Regions from separate parts of the Homo sapiens genome. Here region 2 is linked to region 1. Evidence: chromatin loops called from intact Hi-C (ENCODE). Cell type or tissue: PC-9. All regions are shown on one strand. Each heading gives the region's core, and the rest is flanking DNA. Links, peaks and the distances in the headings are about the cores only. Region 1 has its middle 70 kb from the start of LINC03111. Region 2 has its middle 63 kb from the start of PMAIP1.

What was found. A loop is a pair of places that touch in the nucleus more often than their neighbours do. Peaks named below come from ENCODE experiments on the same cell type or tissue, not always from the same donor. Only the 100,000 strongest peaks of a DNase experiment are listed, where the experiment ranks them.
Region 2: it touches region 1 in a loop (8-fold over the local background); 1 of 110 quality-filtered maps calls a loop at or near these places.

What each region holds. Positions count from the first base shown.
Region 1 is chr18:60,049,336-60,060,694 of GRCh38, reverse strand. No RefSeq gene overlaps it. Among named protein-coding and RNA genes, the nearest start is that of LINC03111, 70 kb to the left of the region's middle. In PC-9, for the core only: no CTCF peak of the experiment used is centred there; a DNase peak (open chromatin) is centred at 6,814; H3K27ac peaks cover 2,428 bases.
Region 2 is chr18:59,831,065-59,842,423 of GRCh38, reverse strand. No RefSeq gene overlaps it. Among named protein-coding and RNA genes, the nearest start is that of PMAIP1, 63 kb to the left of the region's middle. In PC-9, for the core only: CTCF peaks have their summits at 1,766, 1,966, 4,507 and 4,708 (motif pointing left); a DNase peak (open chromatin) is centred at 4,713.

The DNA of each region.
Region 1 (11,359 bases), core at 2,125-10,124:
GCGTAGTTAACATGCACACCTTGAAGATATGATTAAATAGTTGCTGTTTTAAGCTACTAAGCCATCAGTTATGTTTGTTTTGCAGAAACGGGTAACAGAAACTGAGTCTAAAGACTGGCTTTTCATCTTTCAGTGCTATTGATTAGGATGCAATCCATATACATTTCGTTACCTGTAGGACATCTAAGTTGCAAAGTTCATATGTTGCTACAAAAGTAAATAATTTGATTTTTTGTCTTACATAAATGAAAAGTCATTTCATCTGTTAATAAGACTGACTGCTGAAGAACATGTAAATTAGAACTTAAAATGCCACTTTGAATCATTTCCAGTACTTAAAACCTGTGCTTTGTGGATATAAATATTTGCTGTGGCAGGAAGCCATACCTTCAGTTCTTCTAAAAACTATTGAGTTATAAAAACAAAATCTAAAATTAAGGAGACCTAGGACACAGCACTATTTATAAAACTCTGTTCCGGAATTTCATCTGCAAGGCTCTGTTCCTTTTCACCCTGGTTGTCATGGTAGTATTGCAATAAAAGCCTCTCTAGAGCACAAAAGATTTGGAATACAAATCAGCATCATCAAGATTGGCACATAGAAGGTCCCTGTCTAAGGAAATAAAGATCAATATATTCTAAAATTGATCTAAAATGGACTTAAGAAATCAAAGATAAATAAACTCTAAGGAGTTAAATTCTAAATGTATTTTTATAATCAGTGTCTAGAAATCAAATATAAATTAATCATAAACTAGACTTTTCTCAATTAAGGGTAACAGACCAAATCAAAACTATAATAGCAATCTGTGCCCAAACTCAGCTTGTTCCTCATCTAGGATATTAGACTGGGAGTCCCAGACCAACCATTTATTGAAAATAAAGCCAGACTACAGATGAGAGAGGATATATAGAAGACTGATAGGTCTGAAACTTACAAGAGAGAACATCATTGTTTCCTATAATTTTACCTTTAATATGCTTCTATTTAGCAACTTATCAAAATTACTTTACATTCCATGACAACACAGAAGTTGGTAAGATATCTAAAACAAGTTAAATGAGAGAAAAAAAAGGAATCTTGGAAATCAAAATTTGTGATAGTTATTTAATATCATCAAATTTGGATAGTCAACCTTTAATGCTATTTTCTCACTATTCCTTTATTCAACTGACAGACATTGAGTCGTAATATGTAGTGAGGTTTCAGAAATGAAAAAGACAGATTTTCAGATTGAACCAGTTCTCAATATGGTATGACAAGATACTCATATCCAAATGCTTCAGAAATGTAGCAAACGGGAGGGAGTAGACAGCTCTCCTCAGATAAGTCTGAGAATTCTTCACAGAGGAATACTTGTTTCAGTTTAGTCTTATTCTTAAAGGACAAATACTTTACTCTTGAAAAACAAGGGTATTCTGGGAAAATAGAACAGCACACACACAAAGAAAATCACCTTGGAGCAGTACGCAAGATGATTCAATAGGGAGTAGGCTCGATATAGTTGGATAAAGAGGAGGAAAGAGAGGGACACAGAGGAGGGAGGGAGTAAAAGAAAGAAATGGAGAGAGAGAGAGCTAGAAATAGAGATGGCGAGAGAAACAGAGAGAGAGATAGGGAGATACAGAGAGTGGTAGAAAATGTAAATACAGGTTTCCAGAACACTAATGGAATCCTTGGACGAATGGCTTTTAATTGATGAATTATCTACTGCAAATCATTCTTATTCTAGTTAATATATGTTGTGTATAAAATTAAAAGATTCAGAACCTTAAAAGTTTGTTCTTAATATTTGCCAAAATAATGCCGAATAATTTTGCTAAAACCACAGTTAGGCTAGGTCGACTGAAAAAGTACAAATTTGGGAAGGTAATGGAGAAATATAAACCAGAATTTATAATTAAATAAGTAAAGCAAATTAATGAAATTTGTAATGTGTTTTTAACATAATATTATAATAATGTTGTATTTGTAAATACAATATTATAAATATAAATATGAATACCACAATTTTAAATCTAGTACTCTACCATTCCATTTCCTTTTGCAAGTCCTATAAAGTAAGGAATTACATTAGAATAATTTTTTTCTTCCCTTACAGGTACTCCAAGATAAACTGGAGTTTTATAATATTAGTTATTAAATAGTTTGAAAACCATATCACACATGAAGACAATAACTTTTGCCCAGATAAACAGAACAAAAGGAGTAGGGGAGATAGATCATGTTTGATTTTTGTTTTTGTTTTTTGAGTCTCTCTCTGTCACCCAGGCTGGAGTGCAGCGGCGCAATCACAGCTCACTGCAGCCTCAAACTCCTGAGCTCAAGCAATCCTCCTGCCTCAGCCTCCCAAGTAGCTGGGACTACAGGTGTGTACCACCTCGCCCAGCTAATTTTTTGTAGAGATGGAATCTCCCTGTGTTGCTAGGCTGGTCTCAAACTCCCGAACTCAAGCAGTCCTCTTGCCTCAGCCACCCAAAGTGCTAGGATTACAGGCTTTGTTATTTAATGTGCAAGAAGAAATCAGAAACCTGAGATCTCTCCCAGTGTGTTGTCAGCGTCCATGGATTCTCTCATCACCCAATAGGGATTTCATACAATAAAAGCATGCAATTAATACCATTCTTCTTTTCTTTTTATGCTTTCCAAGTATAAGATAATTCCAAATAGCATAAATTTTGAAGTTATTTTGAAATAGAAACATGATAAAGTACATTCAAGCAAAGGGCCTAAAGACAGGAGCAGAAAGAAGGCATCTCACCATCTATCAATTGTGATAATCTAGGAGGAGCTACGTGTAAATTAAGATACCATGAATGGAAGTGCAGTGGATGGACAAACACAAGAGGTGTTAAGAAGACAGAACTGGGTGGCTTAGTGGTTGGTTGGAATCAGAAATTAAGGAAGAAAGGAAGAGTCAAAAGTCATTTCCAGGATTCAATTTGAATGACAGCCAAATAGATTCTATTTAAATCAGAAGTCAGACTGTATTAGTCTGTTCTCATGCTGCTAATAAAGACATACCCAAGACTTGGTAATTTATAAAGGAAAGAAGTTTAATTGACTCAAAGTTCCACATAGCTGGGGAGGCTTCACACTCATGGAGGAAGGTCACATCTTACATGGCGGCAAGCAATAGAGCTTGTGCAGGGGAACTCCCATTTATCAAACCATCAGATCTTGTGAGATTGATTCACTACCATGAGAACAGTATGGGGGAAACCACCCCCATGATTCAATTATCTCCATCTGCCCCCACCTTTAATATGTGGGTATCGTTACAATTCAAGGTGAAATATGGGGGTGGGGCACACAGTGAAATCATATCATTGACCATGTCACTTTCTCTCCCCAGATCCTTCCAGTGGGGTTCCCTTGCTTTCTCAGAGTCCTGAGCTCATCCCCTAATACTCTCCCTTTTGCTCTATGCCAGCCACACTGGCATTCTTGCTATTCCTCAAACACACCAAGCATGCCTTAGGTTTTGCACTGGTCATCTTCAATGCCTAGAATATTTCTCCATCAAATATCTGCTGCACTCCCTTGCTTTCTTCAAGTCTTTGAAGACTTGAAGAAATATAATACATACAACCTACAAAATCTGTGTTAATTGATAGTTTATATTATTGGTAAGGCTTCCTGTCAACTTAGGCTATTAGTAGTTAGATTTCTGGGGAATCAAAACTTATATGTGGATTTTCAGATGTTTGGTACTCCTAATCCCCAAGTTGTTCAAGAGTCAATTGTACATGTGAATCACACCAAAGCTGTAAAGTTTTCTTTAAAACTTTGTCTTCTCTACATTAAATCCTAATGATTTTGTTTCTTATAGTATATGTTCGCTTCTCTAAATAGAGAACTCACTAGCAGAATTTTGTACTAATTTCATTTATATTTTTATTCCACCAATAAAAATGCAAATTAATGTTCAAGATGTCCCTGGCAATTGAGATAATAATTTATGTATGCTTTAAATTAAACAGTGCTGAATAAAACAGCAGAGAATTAAAAGATCAAAAGAAATAAAAATGGTGATAATTTTTAATGCAAAAATTGAATATCCAAAGCCAAGTTGGAAAAAACATTTAAATATTACATTTTATGTCTATTGCACTTTTATGGAGCAGTTATTATTAAAAATACATTCTCCATACAATAGACAAAGCAAGTAATATCAAATATCTGCTTGTATGTTTGTTGCTTGTATCTCTCACTTCCAAAAAAAGTTGAAGAAGCTGACAATAAAAGACAAATATAAGAGAGGAGCATTAAAATTATTTATTTTTAAAAAGAGCCAGGCTGGGCCTGATGACTCAAGCCTGTAATCCCAGCACTTTGGGAAGCCAACACCGGAGGATCACTTGCAGTCAGGAGTTTGAGACCAGCCTGAGCAACATGTTGAAACCTCATCTCTACCAAAAAATAAAGAGTAAGCAGTCATGGTAGTGTGCACCTGTAGTTCCAGCTACTTGGGAGGCTGAGGCAGGAGAATCCCTTAATCCCAGGAGTCTGAGGCTGCAGTGAGCTATGATTGCACCACTGCTCTCCAGCCCAGGTGACAGAATGAAACCCTGTCTCTAAACAAATAGAAATAGAAATAAATAATAAATTTAAAAAGAGCCAGTGATGAACAGGTGAATATAGTACTGCTGAAAAAAATGTTATTAAGGATAGTTGCCAAAACTGAGCAAAACATCTAGCTCTGGGCTTCCACATAGTCAAGACACAAAGGACTCCTATAAATTAAGTTGCACTCTTTGTTTAAGGTACTAATTGTGTGCAGCAAGACTGTGCTACTATAATGGAAAGAAAACATTTTCCTTTCTCACAGTAGTTCCTTATCAGATAATTACATTGTTGTATTCAAATTTTCAAAAGCAAGGTTGCTGCTATTTCCTCAAAACTTTCTCTTTTTTTTTGAGAGTCTTAGTCTGTCACCCAGGCTGGAGTGCAGTGGTGCAGTCTCAGCTCACTGCAACCTCTGCCTTCCAGGTTCAAGCAATTCTCCTGCCTTAGCCACCCAAGTAGCTGGGATTATAGGTATGTACCACCATGCCCAGCTGATTTTTATATTTTTAGGAGAGATGGGGTTTCACCATGTTGGCCAGGCTGGTCTTGAACTCTTGGCCTTAAGTGATCTGCCCACCTCGGTTTCCCAAAGTGCTGCGATTACAGGTGTGAGCTGCTGCACCCGGCCCCACCATCCTTTTGAGCATTTCCATGAACTCAGGACTTGCCCCTGCTATGGTGTGAATATTTATGTCTATGAGCCCAGAAGTGGGCCCTCATCAGACAACAAATCAGTTGGTGCCTTGATCTTGGACTTCCCATCCTCCAGTCTCCAGAACTCTTAGAAATAAATTTCTATTGTTTATGACCCACCCAGTTTGTGGTATTTTGTTACAGCAGCCTAAATGAGTAAGGCAGCGCACTTCAGTTAGAAATTTAATAAAGTCACGTGCATAAAGCAGTGGTTTCCAAAACTGATGATCAGAATCATATGTGAAGCTTCAACAATTCAAATTTTGATTTTGTTATCTGCCACCTGGTGGGTATGCAGCTCTGTCACTTTGGTAATAAGGTCTATTACCCTTTCAGCAGGAGCATCTAAAATCTGAGAAAAGCTTAATATTTTACTATTATTATTTTTTTTCTTTTTTTGAGACAGGGTCTGGCTCTGTCGCCCAGGCTGAAATGCAGTGGTACAATTTCAGCTCACTGCAACCTCTGCCTCCCAGGCTCAAGCAATCCTCCCACCTCAGCCTCCCGAGTAGATGGGACTATAGGCACGCACCAGCACACTCAGGTCATGTTTTCTTTTTAATTTTTTGTGGAAATGAGGACTCACTATGCTGTCCAGGCTGGCCTCAAACTCTTGGGCTCAAGTGATCCTTTTTCCTTGGCCTCCCAAAGTGCTGGGATTACAGGTGTGAGCCACCCTTCCTGGCCTACTATTTTTCTAATCATTCAAAAATACACAAAAGAAAGAAATGTATAAGAAAAAAGCAAATGTATAAGAAAAGAGAGAAATGTATAAGAAAAAAATTAAAATCCCCTGTATATAACAAAAAAATTAAAATCTATGTGGTTAATCTACCACATAGAATTAACCATTATTAACATCGGGTATCTTTTCTTCCATAATTTATTCTATATATGCATATACAGAAAAGGTAGAATTTAATATGTATATTTCTGAAGTTTTGGTAAGAAAGTCTTAAAAGGATGGAGAGGAGAATCTGTATGTTTTTCAAAAGATCAAGATCAGTATCCCTATTTTTTTGATGTAAGTATATGAGGAATCTTTTGTCCATTTGTCCCCATTCACATGTCTAGTGTCCTAGCCCACCTTCCAGTCACCCAAATGCTTAAAGTCAGACCGAGCAGCAGAACAGGGGGCAGATGTGGCTCTTGGAGACAGCAGGGCACATTGTGCGTGGTCTCAGCTGCTGACCATTTTCATCATTCTCCGTGGAAACACCAAGGGATGGGTGGTGACCAACATTCCTGCACTTTTATAAACATTCACTGAGTAGAGAGTCACTGAGTCAAATAGTTCCAAAAGCATAAGCAGGTGACTTTTAAAAACACATTTACATATGATTAAAAGCTGGGTCATCAAGACACTTTGCAAAGGCTGAGAGCTTAAGTGGAAACTTCATTAGTTTCATGTGCCGGAGGGAAACGTTGAAGCTAGGCTGCACCTAGGATGACGTGGCTTTACAGTGTGCTAGGTTAAGTCAACCTTTACCTAGAGAGTTATGAGGACAAACGGTCAGCGGTATCAGCTGAGATGGAGCGGACACTCATCCTACAGTGACTCAGCATGACTCATCAGGGCTCTGAGCTTAGGCATAGATTCTGTAAATGACAGGGAGGCATTTTATTCACTTGAGCTATTACAGTGTTGGCTTTCCCAAACAATGAAAATGACTCAAATTGCTGAGGGGAAAAAAATTGCAGAACTTCCTTTTTTTATCCCTTTGAAGATTGTTACTTTCCAGGCTAACCTGATCTATAATATCAAGAAAAAATAGAGAGAAAATTGGGGGAAACACAGACACACAAGAAAATTTGGGGAGGTAATGCATATAATTAGTATCTTGGTTGTGGTTCTGGTTTCACGTGTGTATGCTTATATCCAAACTCATCAGGAAGTATGAATTAAATATGTGCAATCTTTTATCTGTCGATTATACCTCAATAAAGCTAAAAAAGAAAATTTAACAGATATTGTAAGAGTTATAAAGTTTAAACCAGTGAAAGTCATAAAGGAAAATGTGACATCAAATGATGAGGATGATAAGCAGTTCCAGGTATCAGGGAACAGCAGCAGGTAAATGCAATGATAGGCTTCATGGGAAAACACTGCTGGAGTGGAGGATGTAAGACAAGCGTGTCATAATAATACAAGAACATCATATATATTCAAACTGGAGCTTCCTATTCATGCAGTAGATTGGAATCATTATAGAATTTTAACTCCAGTGCCTAACAGTGGGTACAAGTCTCACCTTCCTCAACTCAATGAGGCTGATTCATTTGCTTTCTGCCTCTCTACTTAGCCATAAATCAACATACAGTGTATTAAATTCCTGCAATGAACCCAGCTCTGTTCACCCACTCACTACTTATTTATTTATGTATATGATTTGCACAAAGACATGGAAAGGAACTATAGTCTTAACATTTCTTCAATATGTGTATTAATTAGGTCTGGTAGTTAGGGAAATGGGTTAAAGGCATTCTGAAACCATTTTTTAAAACTCAAGGAGCAACAGGTGAAAAAAATTAATAAGTGAGGTAAGTTTGAAAGAAGAGAATGGCCTTCTGGACTGAGAAATTACAATGAATAAATTAACTTAGTCTAGAACAAACTTTGGTGTGAACTGGGAACAACCAGGGTACACATAATTACTGAAGAAAAAAGGTCTGCAGGGAGATATGGAAAACTAGTGGAAAATAAAAAACAGACAGTATAGGCTTTTAAAGTATGAAGATTAAAATGTACCTTAAAGGCAATATGGAACCTTCGTATATTGTCAAGCAATAGTGAAGTTTTGCCAGCACTGGTTAACCCAAGAAGAGCATACAGCACAGATATGGAGAATCACCAGGGACCTTCCATGGTAATACAGCTGTGAACGAATGTTAGCCTAATTTGCAGTACCAGCAGTGAGAAGATAGAGAAGAGAGAAAAGCTGATTTCCATGTGTCTAACCTGGGAGATGAGCTAAGTGTTAGTTCCTAATAACTCTGAGTGGAAAAAAAAAAAAAAGTTCCCCATCACATATGACATCAAATCTAACTTTTTGATCTGGCAGTCAAAGCCCAACAAAAGTTGATTCTTTTCTCCCCATAATGCATTATTTCAGTCATTTCCCTCCTACTATATTTATTTAGTTGCTACTATTCACCCAGCCAGTGCTAGGTACCAATTTATGGCATTACTCCAGACTTCACTCCTGCTTCAAATGTGCTGCTCTGTAGCAGTTAGTGCCCCAATTTATATACCAAAATACAAGGTGCATTATTGCCTCTGGCATATACTCTAGCACATGTTCACCTTCTTCCGCCTATTCATAACAAATTTATCAATATGTTCACATCCCATCAGTACTAAGAAAGATACTTTGAATACTTCATCTCTCCTTTCTTATCCATAGTATATCTCCTTTCTCAGCCCACACGAATAAATTTATATGGCCATAATTCTGCAGTTATTTAGCATTAATAGTCTTAGTCTTCCCTTCAATTGTATTGAAATGTTATCAAAAATAGAACTGTACATTATCTGGACTGTTATCAAAAGCAGAACTGTATATTCTATCTCTTGTGAGTCATCTGGTGCTGAACAAATACTGCATATACTACTTGCTATTTATAGTTAGGGAAATTCATAGCCAAAAATAAAATCCAAATATTTACTTTGCTTCATTAATTCTCTTATATCATGAAAAATGAGAGTTTTGCAGTATAATAGGAAAATTAAAACATTTGCAAAATATCAACACCAAAAACAAATTTATTTTGAAATTGTTTCTAGTCTGGAAAGGCATACATATATAGCACAGATATGGAGAATCACCAGGAACCTTCAGTGGTAGTACAACTGTGAATGGATGTTAACCTCATTTGCAGTACCAGCAGTGAGAAGAAGACTTTTGGGATTATCTTTAAATCTGTAATCATAATTTAATTGTTACTGTAATTTCTGTCACTATTCAGACTACTGTTTTTATTCTCTATATCTGTATACTCTTTTCCTCTGAGAATATTTTCAAGAGTATTTTTGTTCCAAGAAAACAATATTTTCAAGAAATACTGGTTCCAAGAAAACAATATTTTCAAGAAATACTGGTTCCAAGAAAACAATGTAGCCTACCTTAACTAGAGGAAAGCTGTCAGGCAAGAAAAACATAAGATGTATAAAGAAATAAACAAACAAGATCAAAGAAACATTTTTCAGTCCAGTGAACATACATTAAATTTCAAAAAAGTATTTAAATATGTTGAAATATGAATGAAATATTCAAGTATTAGGATTAATCAGAAAAAGTATTTGCTTATTCATTTTATCTAGCAAAATCTATTGGATATCTATTAATATCAAAACTCCTGTATCAGAGGAGAGTCCCCATTTTCTCAGCCACAAAAAGAGTAATAACAGTACCTGTCTTGTAAAGTTGCAAGAATTACATGACTTTATTTGCATAAAATGCTAAAATGAAAAGCTAACATGTGTGGTATTGATTTGGGTATAGGACAACAGAAGACAAAGAAACTTCATAGGAGGCTGGACAATTTGTGAGAAAACTATTATTGTTCCACCCATAACGCCTGTTATGGGTGGCTAGAAATATAACAACTTGTGTTACATAGTAACCAAAAGATGGCTACCACTGTCACCTGAGATAAAGAAAGAAAATAAATATGTGAACCTGTGCCTCATGGTTTCCAGGCAAAATGTTGAAAGTGTCAATCAGTTGCTTTTAGGTGCATTTGGAAAGGCTCTATGAGAAAGGCACAACCTCAGAAAACAACTGGACACCTTGGCAAGCAGAATGAGAGGGAACATAGAAAACCAAAAGCTGGCTGGGTAAAATAAGGCTGAGACCTACTGGGCTGCATTCCCAGATGGTTAAGGCATCCTAAGTCATAGGATGAGATAGGAGGTTGGCACAAGATACAAGTCACAAAGACCTTGCTGATAAAACAGTTTGCAGTAAAGAAGTCGGCCAAAACCCACCAAAACCAAGATGGCAACGTATGACCTCTGGTCATCCTCACTGCTACACTCACATTAGTACCATGACAGTTTACAAATGCCATGGCAACGTCAGGAAGTTACCCTCTATGGTCTAAAAAGGGGAAGCATAAGTAATCCACCCTTTGTTTCACATATAATCAAGAAATAACCAAAAAAATAACCATGCTCTGTTTACAGAGTGGCCATTCTTTTATTCCTTTACTTTCCTAATAAACTTGCTTTCATTGAAAAAAAAAAGAAAAGAAAACCAAAAGCTTATTAACTAAAACACTGAACTCTTTCCCTTCTCCAGCTTCTCCAGCCACTAGATTTTCAAATTAGGTTATAGCCCCGTATCAAAGACCAAGGCAAGAGTGTAGCCATCTCTAGATGATTTCAGTAGGCTGTCTTACTGACAAAAACAGCATCTATAATATTTAGGGGCATGGTCCCACAGATGCAATATGCTTAAAATACTTGTAATTAAGTATAGAGAAAATGATGTATTAAAAATAATTGTGAGTATATTTTTGGGCAAATAGAGTTAACTGGAAACAGATACACAGAAAACCCACAAAGTTTTTGAGAGAGACGTATTAGCAAAAGTTGTACTAGCCTATTGTATGTGTAAAAAGGCTTCTGGGCTTCCAATTTCTCAGACAGGAAGAAAGCTGAGGATGCTATTCTATCATCAAAAAACACATATTCTCCACTGTCCCTGTTGGATTTAGGTCCAAATTAAATGATCAAATTTTTTAAACTTTGAAAAGAAAATATAGGATTTCCTATTGCATTAGGGATGGGAAAGAATTTTAAAAATACAGAAAGCATAAACCATAAAGAAAAGGATAGATGCATTTAAATTAACATTAAAACTTCCATGGATCAAAAATATGATTAAAAGAGTGTGAAAAACTGTATACTGGGAGAAGGTATTTGAAATATATAAAAATAACAAAAAGTACAGTACATATATATGAACTACCACAAATCAGCATAATAAAAAGCAAACACAATAGAGAAAGGAGCAATAGATATGAACAGGCAGTTTACAGAAAAGGAAATCAAATGACCAACAGCATGAGAAAAGGTAGTCAAATTCACTAGAT
Region 2 (11,359 bases), core at 1,610-9,609, 220 kb after region 1:
TTTGGTGAGGACACCAGGGGGTAAAATGCCACTGGAATCACATCACCTCCAAGGCATATACTGCCAGCAAGTGAGGAGACCTGCCACAGCTTCTCAAGTATCTACATAAAGTGTTTCGAATTCATCTGCTGGGGGGGATTTGTCTCTTCTCCCCCATTTGTTTATCTATTCAATCATTTCCTTATGTAAGTATGGACTCATGTAATACTTGGGGTTATAATCCTATAGTAATGTCTTTACTGTGTTATTCAAATGGCTTGAGCTCCAGCCTGGGCAACATAGCGAAACTCTGTCTCTACAAAAAGCACAAAAGGCGGGGTGCAGTGGCTCACGCCCGTATTCCCAGCACTTTGAGAGGCCAAGGCGGGTGGATCATGAGGTCAGGAGTTTAAGACCAGCCTGGCATGGTGAAACCCCGTCCCTACTAAAAATACAAAAATTAGCTGGGCACGGTGGCACGTGCCTGTAATCCCAGCTACTCGGGAGGCTGAGGCAGGAGAATCGCTTGAGCCCAGGAGGCGGAGGTTACAGTGAGCCAAAATTGCGCCACTGCACTCCAGCCTGGGGGACAGAGCGAGACTCCATCTCAAAAAAAAAAAAAAAAAAAAAAGAAAGAAAAAAATACAAAAAGAAAATTAGCCAAGTGAGGTGGCCCACATGTGTAGTTCCAGCTACTTGGGAGGCTGAGGCAGGAGAATGGCTGGAGCCCAGGAGATGGAGGCTGCAGTGAGCTGTAATCGTGCTTCTGCACTCCAGCCTGGGCTATAGAGTAAGACCCTGTGTCAAAAAAAAAAAAAAAAAAAATCCCCAAAATCCCAAATTGCTCCAGCTTGGCCATTGGGAGCTTTTCAGCTGATTCCTGCGTCCCTCTGGCACAACCCTGTCATTGCAGTATTTTTGGTTAGTTTTTTCCTTTAAGTGTGTCCTTACTTTTTGGCACTACAAGATGCTCTAGGCTCTTTGTGTATGTTTTCTTTTTTGGGGGCGGGGGAGGGGGACAGAGTCACCATACCTGGCTAATTCTTTGTATTTTTCAGTAGAGACGGGGTTTCGTCATGTTGGCCAGGCGGGTCTCAAACTCCTGGCCTCAAGTGATCTGCCCACCTCGGTCTCCCAACGTGCTGGGATTACAGGCGTGAGCCACCGCACCTGGCCCCTTCATGTGTATTTTCTGCCCTGGCCCTAGAGTCAGCCAGTTCTTCAAGGACCTCTGTTTCCTTTTACTGGGGTACACTAGACAGAAACCAAGATCGGGGTGCTAGGTGTGCCTATTGCTCCTGGAATGTCATTACTTCTGGGCCATCTCCCCTGAAAAAGCAAAGAAACATATGTGTGTACGTGAACCTGAGCACACACACCCATCTTTAAGAATTTCTACGTGGAATCACTGTGTGTATATAAGCTAAACATGAGTTCACAGCATCTCCAACTCCAATCCAGGACCACACGGATCATTCTAGCCTCTCCTTGTTCATATGTAACCTCCTCCTCCAACAGGGTGGAACCTGGTTCCCACTATCTGCCATCTACTTACTTAACTGCTTGTTTATTTAAAAAAAAAAATTAAAATGTTAGTACCATCACTGCCGTGATTCTCTCTGATGCCCTAATTGTCCCAAATCTGGCCAGTGGGATCCCTTTCAACCTTTTCCTCTCCCACATCTCCATCAGTCTTCAACCACAGCTCACTGTTTTCTGGCATAAGCAGATATTCTAGAAATCAGCCATATCCTCAAAGATGCCTAATTTCTTTTTTCCCCTAATTCCTTTTAATAGGGAAGTTGTTGTGTTTAGAGAGTGAGAGCTAGGTGCCTAGTTTGCTAATTGCCACTGGGTTATTATTGCGTCTAGGCCATTTTAGTGGACAGAGCTCATTATATCTATATAATACATTTTTACTGATACTTCCAATCATACCCAAATCCAACACTGGGGGCAGAATTATGAAGTGTTTGAGAAAATCCATAGAGAAATGATGGACAGTTGTCTCATGGGATGGAGAATAGTTTATAGGAATACATTTTGTTTTTCCTTTTCCCCCCCTTTCCTTCCTTTTTTATTCTTTCATGAACTTCAGGCTCAGAATTGAGTTAATCCTTCTTTTCATTCATAGTTCGTTATCAGCACAAGGTATGCAATGCACGTTTGTTTATTTTTCTCCTTCATACCACACAGCCACTCAAGTGATTTTTTTATTACATAAATCAGATCATGCCACTCCTTCACTCTCAACCCTCCCACGCTTCCCATCACACTTGGAGCAAAACCCCAAATTCCTGCCATGGTCAACAAGACCTTGCAGAACCTTGCTCCTAGTTACCCTCCAACGTTTTCCTTCTCTCTCTCTCTCTCCTCTCCAGCCACTCTGGCCTCATTGTTCTTCAACTTACCAGAGATATTCCAGCCCTAAGGCCTGTACATGGAATATGCTTCCTCTGTCTCCAGGTAGCTCCCTCCCTTCTGCAACCAGACCTCTGTTCACATTCCCCCTACCCTACCCAAAGTAGCTCTCTCCATTGCCCTCTCTGCTCTTCTGTGTTTGATTCTTCTTCCTGGCCCTTGTCACTCCCCACCTTGTATTGGTCAACTGTTTTATTGTCTATATTCCACACGAGAATGTTAAGCAACACAATGGCAAGACTTAGATTTATTCCATTTATTCCCTGCTGTTTTCCCAGCCCCTAGAACCTGTGGCTGGTGCATAGAACAGGCTTCATCACTGCATGTGGAGCAAGTTCCCACTCGCATTCTCCTCTCCCCAGTTTAGCACCAATTCAAATAAGGTATGTTCTTATATATAAGCTTATAAAATGCTTAGTACTGTATTTATGATGTCAATGTAGATTTGTTTGGGAGGGCAGTTATCAGTTTGGGAAAATCTCATCCCTGCTTAGTTGTGGTTTAAGTGCCACTCACTAAGAAGTGAAGGTGGGAGTTGGGCTCCACCTCTGCTGGGTTAATAATTAAGAAGTTTGTTTTGTCGGAAGAGAGGGAAAGAAAGCAGGAGAGTGTGACTAGAGGTGTTGGGGGACTTAGTGTCAAAGAGAATTTTTTTGGCTGGGCATGGTGACTCACACCTGTAATCCCAGCACTTAGCAGGCCTAGGTGGGAGGATCACTTAAGGCCGGGAGTTGGAGGCCCACCTGGGGAACATAGAGAGACCCCTGTCTCCACAAGAAAAAAAAAAAATTAAGAGTGTTTTTTTCTTTATTGGATGTGTTCATCTGATCCAAGTCTCTGGAAAGGAAGCTAGGGGAAACACTTTTTATTCAGTGCCTTTTGGGAGGAGGAATGAAGGAGGCAGTGTATCCATCCTCAGGTAGACAGGAGATGCAGTCAAGACATCTTAATGGAGAAAGGGCTCTGCTGAACACAGTAGCTTAGCAGCCTTGTAAGGACACACCTACTAGTTTAAAAAACTGGAATCTACTTTTTTATTTTTTTCAAGATAGGGTCTGGATCTGTTGCCCAGGCTGGAGTGCAGTGGCGCCATCTTGGCTCGCTGCAACCTCCACCTTTCTGCTTCAGGCAAGTCTCCAGACTCAGCCTCCTGAGTAGCTGGGATTACAGGCACCCATCACCATGTCCTGCTAAGTTTTGTATTTTTTTATTTTATTTTATTATTATTATACTTTAAGTTTTAGGGTACATGTGCACAATGTGCAGGTTAGTTACGTATGTATACATGTGCCATGTTGGTGTGCTGCACCCATTAAGTCGTCATTTAGCATTAGGTATATCTCCTAATGCTATCCCTCCCCTCTCCCCCCACCCCACAACAGTCCCCGGAGTGTGATGTTCCCCTTCCTGTGTCCATGTGTTCTCGTTGTTCAATTCCCACCTATGAGTGGGAACATGCGGTGTTTGGTTTTTTGTCCTTGCAATAGTTTGCTGAGAAGTTTTGTATTTTTTGTAGAGATGGAGTTTTGCCATGTTGGCCATGCTGGTCTCAAACCCCTGGGCTCAAGCATTCTGCCTGCCTTGCTCTCCCAAAGTGCTGGCATGAGCCATTGCACCCGGCCTACATTTTCTTATTATAGTAGATTGTCTTTTTACACTGAGTTTCTGTCTCTTAGGTGGCAAATTGCGATTAACTAAAATATTACTTTGGACTTGATGTAGAAACAATATGCTATCTGCAACGTACTTAATTTTTTTTTTTTTTTTTTTTTTTTTTGAGATGGAGTCTCACTCTGTGGGCCAGGCTGGAGTGCAATGGCACAATCTCGGCTCACTGCAATCTCCACCTCCTGGATTCAAGCAATTCTCCCGCCTCAGCCTCCCAACTAGCTGGGATTACAGGTGCCCACCACCACGCCCGGCTAATTTTTGTATTTTTAGGAGAGACGGGGTTTCACTATGTTGGCCAGGATGGTCTCGAACTCCTGACCTCAAGTGATCCTCCCACCTCAGCCTCCGAAAGCTCTGGGATTAACAGGCATGACCCATCGTGTCCTACCTGTTTTGAGAAATTTTTGAGGTTATTAGAACATCTCTAAAGATTACCCAGATACTATAAATCTAGACAGAGATATTCCTGCTTATCATTCTAAACCACATCTCAAAGCAGGACAACCATAGTAATGTGCTAATTGTGATCCGTGGGCTCTAACGCTCGTCCTCCATTAGGCCTGTTGTCCCAGCCTGATTATTAACAGCGCCTCCCTGTTAATTGAGTGGCTCAATTTAGGATTATGTTTCTGCAGCCTCATCGCCCTCTAGTGGCAAAATAGTGTCAGTAGCCAAAGTGGAGAAAAGGCTTTTGTGCAATACACCTAGGAACCGAAAAGTACCCCCTTCATAGTATAAAACTAGAGCTGCAAAAGAGATATCCAGTCTCCTAAGCACCTGGCGGACATGATGAGATCACTCAACTCATCGGAACAAAACAAGATGGGACCCTCACAAATAGTGAGGTTTTTTCGATTGGTTTTTGTTTTTATTTTTACTTATTGGCATAATTTAAAATATTATCAAAACCAGGCCTGGCGCTGTGGCTCACGCCTGTAATCCCAGCACTTTGGGAGGCCGAGGCGGGCGGATCACGAGGTCAGGAGTTCAAGACCAGCCTGGCCAACATGGTAAAACCCCGTCTCTACTAAAAATACCAAAAAATAGCCAGGCGTGGTGGCGGGCGCCTGTAGTCCCAGCAACTTTGGAGGCTGAGACCTGAGAACGTCGTGAACCCGGGAGGCGGAGCTTGCAGTGAGCCAAGATGGCGCCACTGCACTCCAGCCTAGGCGACAGAGTGAGACTCCGTCTCAAAAAAAAAAAAATTAATAAAAATAAATAAAATAAAAATTACCTAAACCCAAGAGAGTCATATTAAAAATGAGCACACAAGCATGATTACTGGTAGAACAAAGAGGAATAACTTTTCAGGAGGACACTTTGCCATTCGGTTTCAAAAGGTGATATGTTAGTACTGTTGACGGCGTAATCCCACCATTGGGAGTTTATGTGAAGAATGTGTTTATCAAGAAACAAAACATATAAGTAGGAGAGTATTCAGAGTTTAAAGGATAAGAATTTGAAAACAACCAATGTTCCCAAATAAAGAACTGATTAAATAAATACGGCTCATCCATACAATGGAATATTACAGAGCTATATTAATTGACCATTAATAAATTGTTGAGTAAAAATAGAAGATAATGGAATTGTATGAATATTATAATTCCACTTACACAAATGAGGGTCTGTGTGTGCTTATGTAGATATGTATATATGTATACACACACAGGAAGACATTTGAAAGAATGGACGTTAGAATGTTCACAGTGGCTACCCCTAGATGATTGAATCACAAGTAATTTTTATCTTCTTTTCATATTTTTTGAATAAATAATTATTCCTTTTATTTTATTTTAGAGAATCTTGCTCTGTTGCCTGGGCTGGAGTGTAGTGGCACAATTTCGGCTCACTGCAAGCTCTACCTCCCGGGTCCAAGCAATTCTCCTGCCTCAGCCTCCTAACTAGCTGGGATTACAGATGCATGCCACCACGACCGGCTAATTTTTGTATTTTTAGTAGCGACGTGTTGGCCAGGCTGGTCTCGAACTCCTGACCTCTAGTGATCCGCCCGCCTCGGCGTCCTAGAGTGCTGGGATTACAGGCGTGAGCCACCATGTCCGGCCCCCAGCTGTATTTTATTTACAATCTAAATCTGCAGCTAGTGAAAAAGAACCTAAAGAGGTAGTGAGAAGGGTCTGTGTGTCAGAGATCTCTAGGGACGCTTCAAAAATAACTCACTATTTAGGGACAAGCTGTGCCCTGACTTGAGGCCCACTGCCTGTCACAGTTTCAACCTTCAGATCTTTGGAGCCAAAAAGCACCTTACAAATCATCATTCATTTGTAACATGAGTTACTGAACACCCTTGGAATTCCCTTGTGCTAAGAACTGAGGATACAGAAGGAAATAAAACTAACAGGACCCAATCCCTGTGGAGCTGACGGCCTTGAGGAGAGTGGAGATAGCAAATAGGTGTCAGGTGTCACCCCTTCCCCGCATTCTGCTCCCTGAAGCCCGTGCCCATGGAAGGCAGATCACTGTGCATCTCTCTGCATGGTACTTCCAAGCAGCTACTACTAGCAATCTGAGTGGCATAAATAAGGCTAATCCAATCCACCCTACATTTTACAGCTCAAGAAATTGAAAGCAAAAACATAAGTGATTACCGCTCTAAGGAATGTGTTAAGAGGTGAACTAGATAAAATAGTCTAGGATAAGGCTATGTTTTCAGACGGTTTTCTGTATAACTGTGGGTTATTTTCAAGATCCCTCTTACCTCTGGTTTTGGACCTAAGATACAATTTTTTAAAATAAAGAATGAGATCATTTCACAAGGATTCTATAGTAAACTCAAGTTTGCAGCCTCTGAAATGATATTCCCTGGAAGAGACTTGATAACAAAATAGAATAGAGGTAAAGTATTAAAACAAACAAACAAACAAAAACCTCAATGCCCTTTCAAAAGAGAGCAAAATGATTTTACTCAAATTGGCTGCATTTGACCTGTGAAATTACTAATATGGTATCTTCTTTTTCATTTTAATAAAATTTTATTTTATTTTAAATCAGGTTTAACATTTACATTCAATAACATATTTAATAAACTTCACTTTTTAATGTGTACAGCTCCGTGAATTTTGACAAATAGTCATATAGGTGTCACCAGAATCAAGGTATCAGATATGGAAATATTCAATATTGCCACCACTCCAAAAAAGTTTCCTCATGTCCCCTTTCAGCACCAGGATACAACATTTTGGCGGTGAACTGAAATTCCAGTTAAACTGTCCCACCTGGTAAACCCAGCGTTGCATCTGGGAAAATGCCATATGCCAAAACGAAATGAGAACAAGCCAACCAGCTTGTTTTTGCCTCCTCTATCCCCCACCCAAATCCCTGTTGATCTTCTCAAGTGTCTCATTGGTCTAAATGATTTGAGCAGGTTACTATTGTTCCTTTTGCTTTGCAAATTTACTTTTAATTTAAATGAAGATTAGATTGAGTTACAATGAGATTGTAAAAGATATTCTAATTCTAAAACAATACAACATTATTGACTAAGGGAGAAAAAAATAACAGCTTGTTCCTAAATTACATCAGGATGCTAGATTTTGCTTAATTCTTGATGTGAAAAGACAGGCAGGGAGACTAGTGCTGGGTTGGGGAGGGGGGTGACAGGCAGTGCCAGCCAGACACCCACTGCCTTTCCAAGAATTCTGGGTACCGGTGATGCCCCCAGAAACTCCAAGAAAATATCATATTGAATCAAACTGAATATGGGAAGACACAAACGTATTTTAACAAATACCATCACCCGGTGTAACATTTCCACTGCAGTCACATGGGTGAAGATGCAAATTTTTCTGAAATTTTCATTTCTTTAATGATTGTTCATTTTAGAATGCTGTCATTAGTTGCCAGGGTTCTTTGTAACACTAAATACTGTTCTCTTTCACTTTTATGAAAAGACCAATTTGATCTTTCATTTGAGGATGATGAAGTTTGAGATGCTTTGTGGTAACTATTCAAAACAGTCTCTCACTGTTCTGACTCTGTGTGTCTGGTGACTAGTGAGCACAGATTGGGGGGCGGGAGCTGCTGGTCTAGACCACCTGCATCTTTTATTTAAATTAACAGGCCACCTAGAAGTGGTTCATCCTGACTGATCAAGGATAATCACTTAAATCAAGTGATTTAAGTGAAAATCAAGATAGTTAATATTACCTGAGTCCTTTTATGGACTTTTCTAAAATGCAAAACGTCACAATGCAAACAAACAAACAAACAAAATACAAAACCATCAGAGTGATTTGATAGCAAATATCAGAAGACCCAACTGAAAATGTGTTAAGCAAGAGGAGTTTATCATCTCAGGTAAAGACTCCATGGGTAGTCAAGTCCTGGCTGGGTTAATTCGGCAGCTGAGGCTCTGTCATCTTTTCACTCTGCCTCTGTGGGTAGAAGGGGAATCCCTCATAATTTCAAGGTGTCAGTCACAGTTTCACACACCCAACAAGCCGGGGCAGAAAAGCAGTATTCTTGCCCCCACCCAGATTCTATTTTTTGTGATAGAAAAGAAACTTTTCCAACTTCAGCATGTGTATGGGAAGTGGCTCTATTATAAGAAGGAAGGGAATGGCTGCCTGGTAGAGACACAGGACTTTACACTAGAGATTTCACAGACATTTCCACTAGAGCCCAGTGAGGAGCTACGATGGCCCTCCTTTGCAAGTTTGGAAACAGAAGCTCCCAGCATTCCAGTGACGTGCTCCAGACAACGTTAGAGTTAAGAATTAAACTTGGATCCATCTGGTTCTAAGTTTCAGGATCTCATTCAATACACTAAAGTCTGGTTTCCAAAACAAAGTAAAAGACAATACGATAAATAAAGTAAAATTGTAATAGGCCTACACCCAATGTGAGAATGAACAGGTAACCTTCTTGCCTGCAAATGCTTAGAATGCCTCCGCTAATAATCAGTCTTTGAGTTAAGGAATTGTCTCCGAGATACCACTATAAAAAATAGAAATATGCGGGAGATTTAGAATTAAGAAAAAGAGAAAGGAAAAAGATTACAAATATGTATTTATTTGCATGCTCTAACATCTTAACATATGTATTTATTTGCACAATCTAACATCTTAACATATGTATTTATTTGCATACTCTAACATCTTACCATAGGTATTAATTTGCATGCTCTAACATCTTAACATATGTATTTATTTGCATGCTCTAACATCTTAACATATGTATTTATTTGTATGCTCTGACATCTTAACATGTATTTATTTGCATGCTCTAACATCTTACCATATGTATTTATTTGCATGCTCTAACATCTTAACATATGTATTTATTTGTATGCTTTAACATCTTAACATATGTATTTATTTGCATGCTCTAACATCTTAACATATGTATTTATTTGCATGCTCTAACATCTTAACATATGTATTTATTTGCATGCTCTAACATCTTAACATATGTATTTATTTGCATGCTCTAACATCTTAACATACATATTTATTTGTATGCTCTGACATCTTAACATATGTATTTATTTGCATGCTCTAACATCTTAACTGGGATTCAAATATGTGTCTGGTATTTTGGTGGAGAGCACAGGATAGGTTCATTCGACAGGTGAAGCCAGAGGAAATTTGAGGTAAACTTGGTATTGGGGGCAGTGACCCTGATGGGATAGAGAGAGAGAGCAGGGGACACCCAGAGACTGGGATGGGATCGGGGAGAGACCACATGCATGGGCAACCCTGTGAAGGGTGGGGCCCAGAGGCCCTGGCTGACCTGCCTACTTCTCCAGCCACCTCTTTGATCTTCTCCTACCTTCCCCACCTTGCCTATATATTGAACTCTACCACAGGATACTTGGTTCCCTGGAGGCCAAGTTGCTCAAATTATTCCACTGACATCCCCTTATCCAGAGGGGGGTGAAATCACACTCTAAAATTTGGAAAAGCCATGCAAAGTTATCTTTAAAATTTTTCAAAAACTTATGCTTGATTTCAAAAATGACTGCAATTTTGCATTGTACTGCAACATATAGCTCAGTCACACACTGTTGGATATAATTGACTGGTTGGACCTAGGTGTTACCTGAATTGAGAACTGTGATTGTATTTGCAGAAATGACCCAATTTCAAGACCTCAAGACCCCTGCTCCCCCGCGTCTGTCTTTTTTTCTTTTCCAGGGCTTTATTGTCCTATGTTCATCTAGGAACCCGCAGGGGTCTCATGTGTACCCTGATTCTCATTCTCCAAGCTTGTGGATCCTTTCAGTTTGTCCCTTTGATAGTTTGTCCCTAAGTTCACTGAATATACAACCTCGCAGGGAAGACTGTTCAAACAGCATCCTTTTCTCTTGTTTTTCTTCAGGAGCCAGAAAGGCATGGGGGTGACTCCCCTGAATTGTATCCGTGGCCAGCAGCTCAGTTAGCCCTGTGTTCTGCCACCTGGGCTCACTGTGGTGGCCTTGGGCTGCTTTCTGCTCTGCTGACCCATCCTCTCTGGCCTGAGGGAAAGGTCTCTCCTTTCTCTTTCAGCTCTCTCATACAGGAGGCTCCTAGGTTACATCTTTCATACCCTAGAGCAGACAGACTCTCCTGGGCCTAGGTGGGATGGAGGCAGGGGTGTCCATGGGAGGGACAAGCACACCCCACATTGTCTGGAATCGCTGTCCCTGACTTAACCGCCCTCCTGCTGAGTTTGACCTTCTCCACCAGATCTGCTCACTTAGTGCCTTTTCTTTCCTCCTTCTCCTCCTCCTCCTCCTTCTTCTTCTCTCTTTTTTTTTTTTTTTTTTTTTTTGAGACAGAGACTCACTCTGTCACCCAGGTTGGAGTTCAGTGGCACAATCTCAGCTCACTGCAATGTCTGCCTCCTGGGTTCAAGTGATTCTCCTGCCTCAGCCTCCTGAGTAGTTGGGATTACAGGTGCATGCCACCACACCCAGCTCATTTTTGTATTTTAAGTAGAGAGAGCCCGCCTCAGCCTCCCAAAGTGCTGGGATTACAGGCATGAGCCACTGCACCCAGCCTCTTCTTTTTTCTTTAATCCTAAGGCTCCATTGTCCTCCACAGCCTGTCACTGGGTCTCTCAGCCTTTCAGATATGTTTCTAATGAACTCCAATTGTGAACAGGGTTCAGATTCTTTCCCATGGGGTTCCTGGATCCCATTCAAATCCAAGCCCCATTCAGAAAGTGTCACCCAGAATGTAAAGACAAAGCTAGATTTTTGGAGGGGAGCTGGGAGGCACAAATGAATCTTAGCTCTGACCTTACTGAGACACTTTACTTATTCTTTGTTTAAAATTACTCACTAACG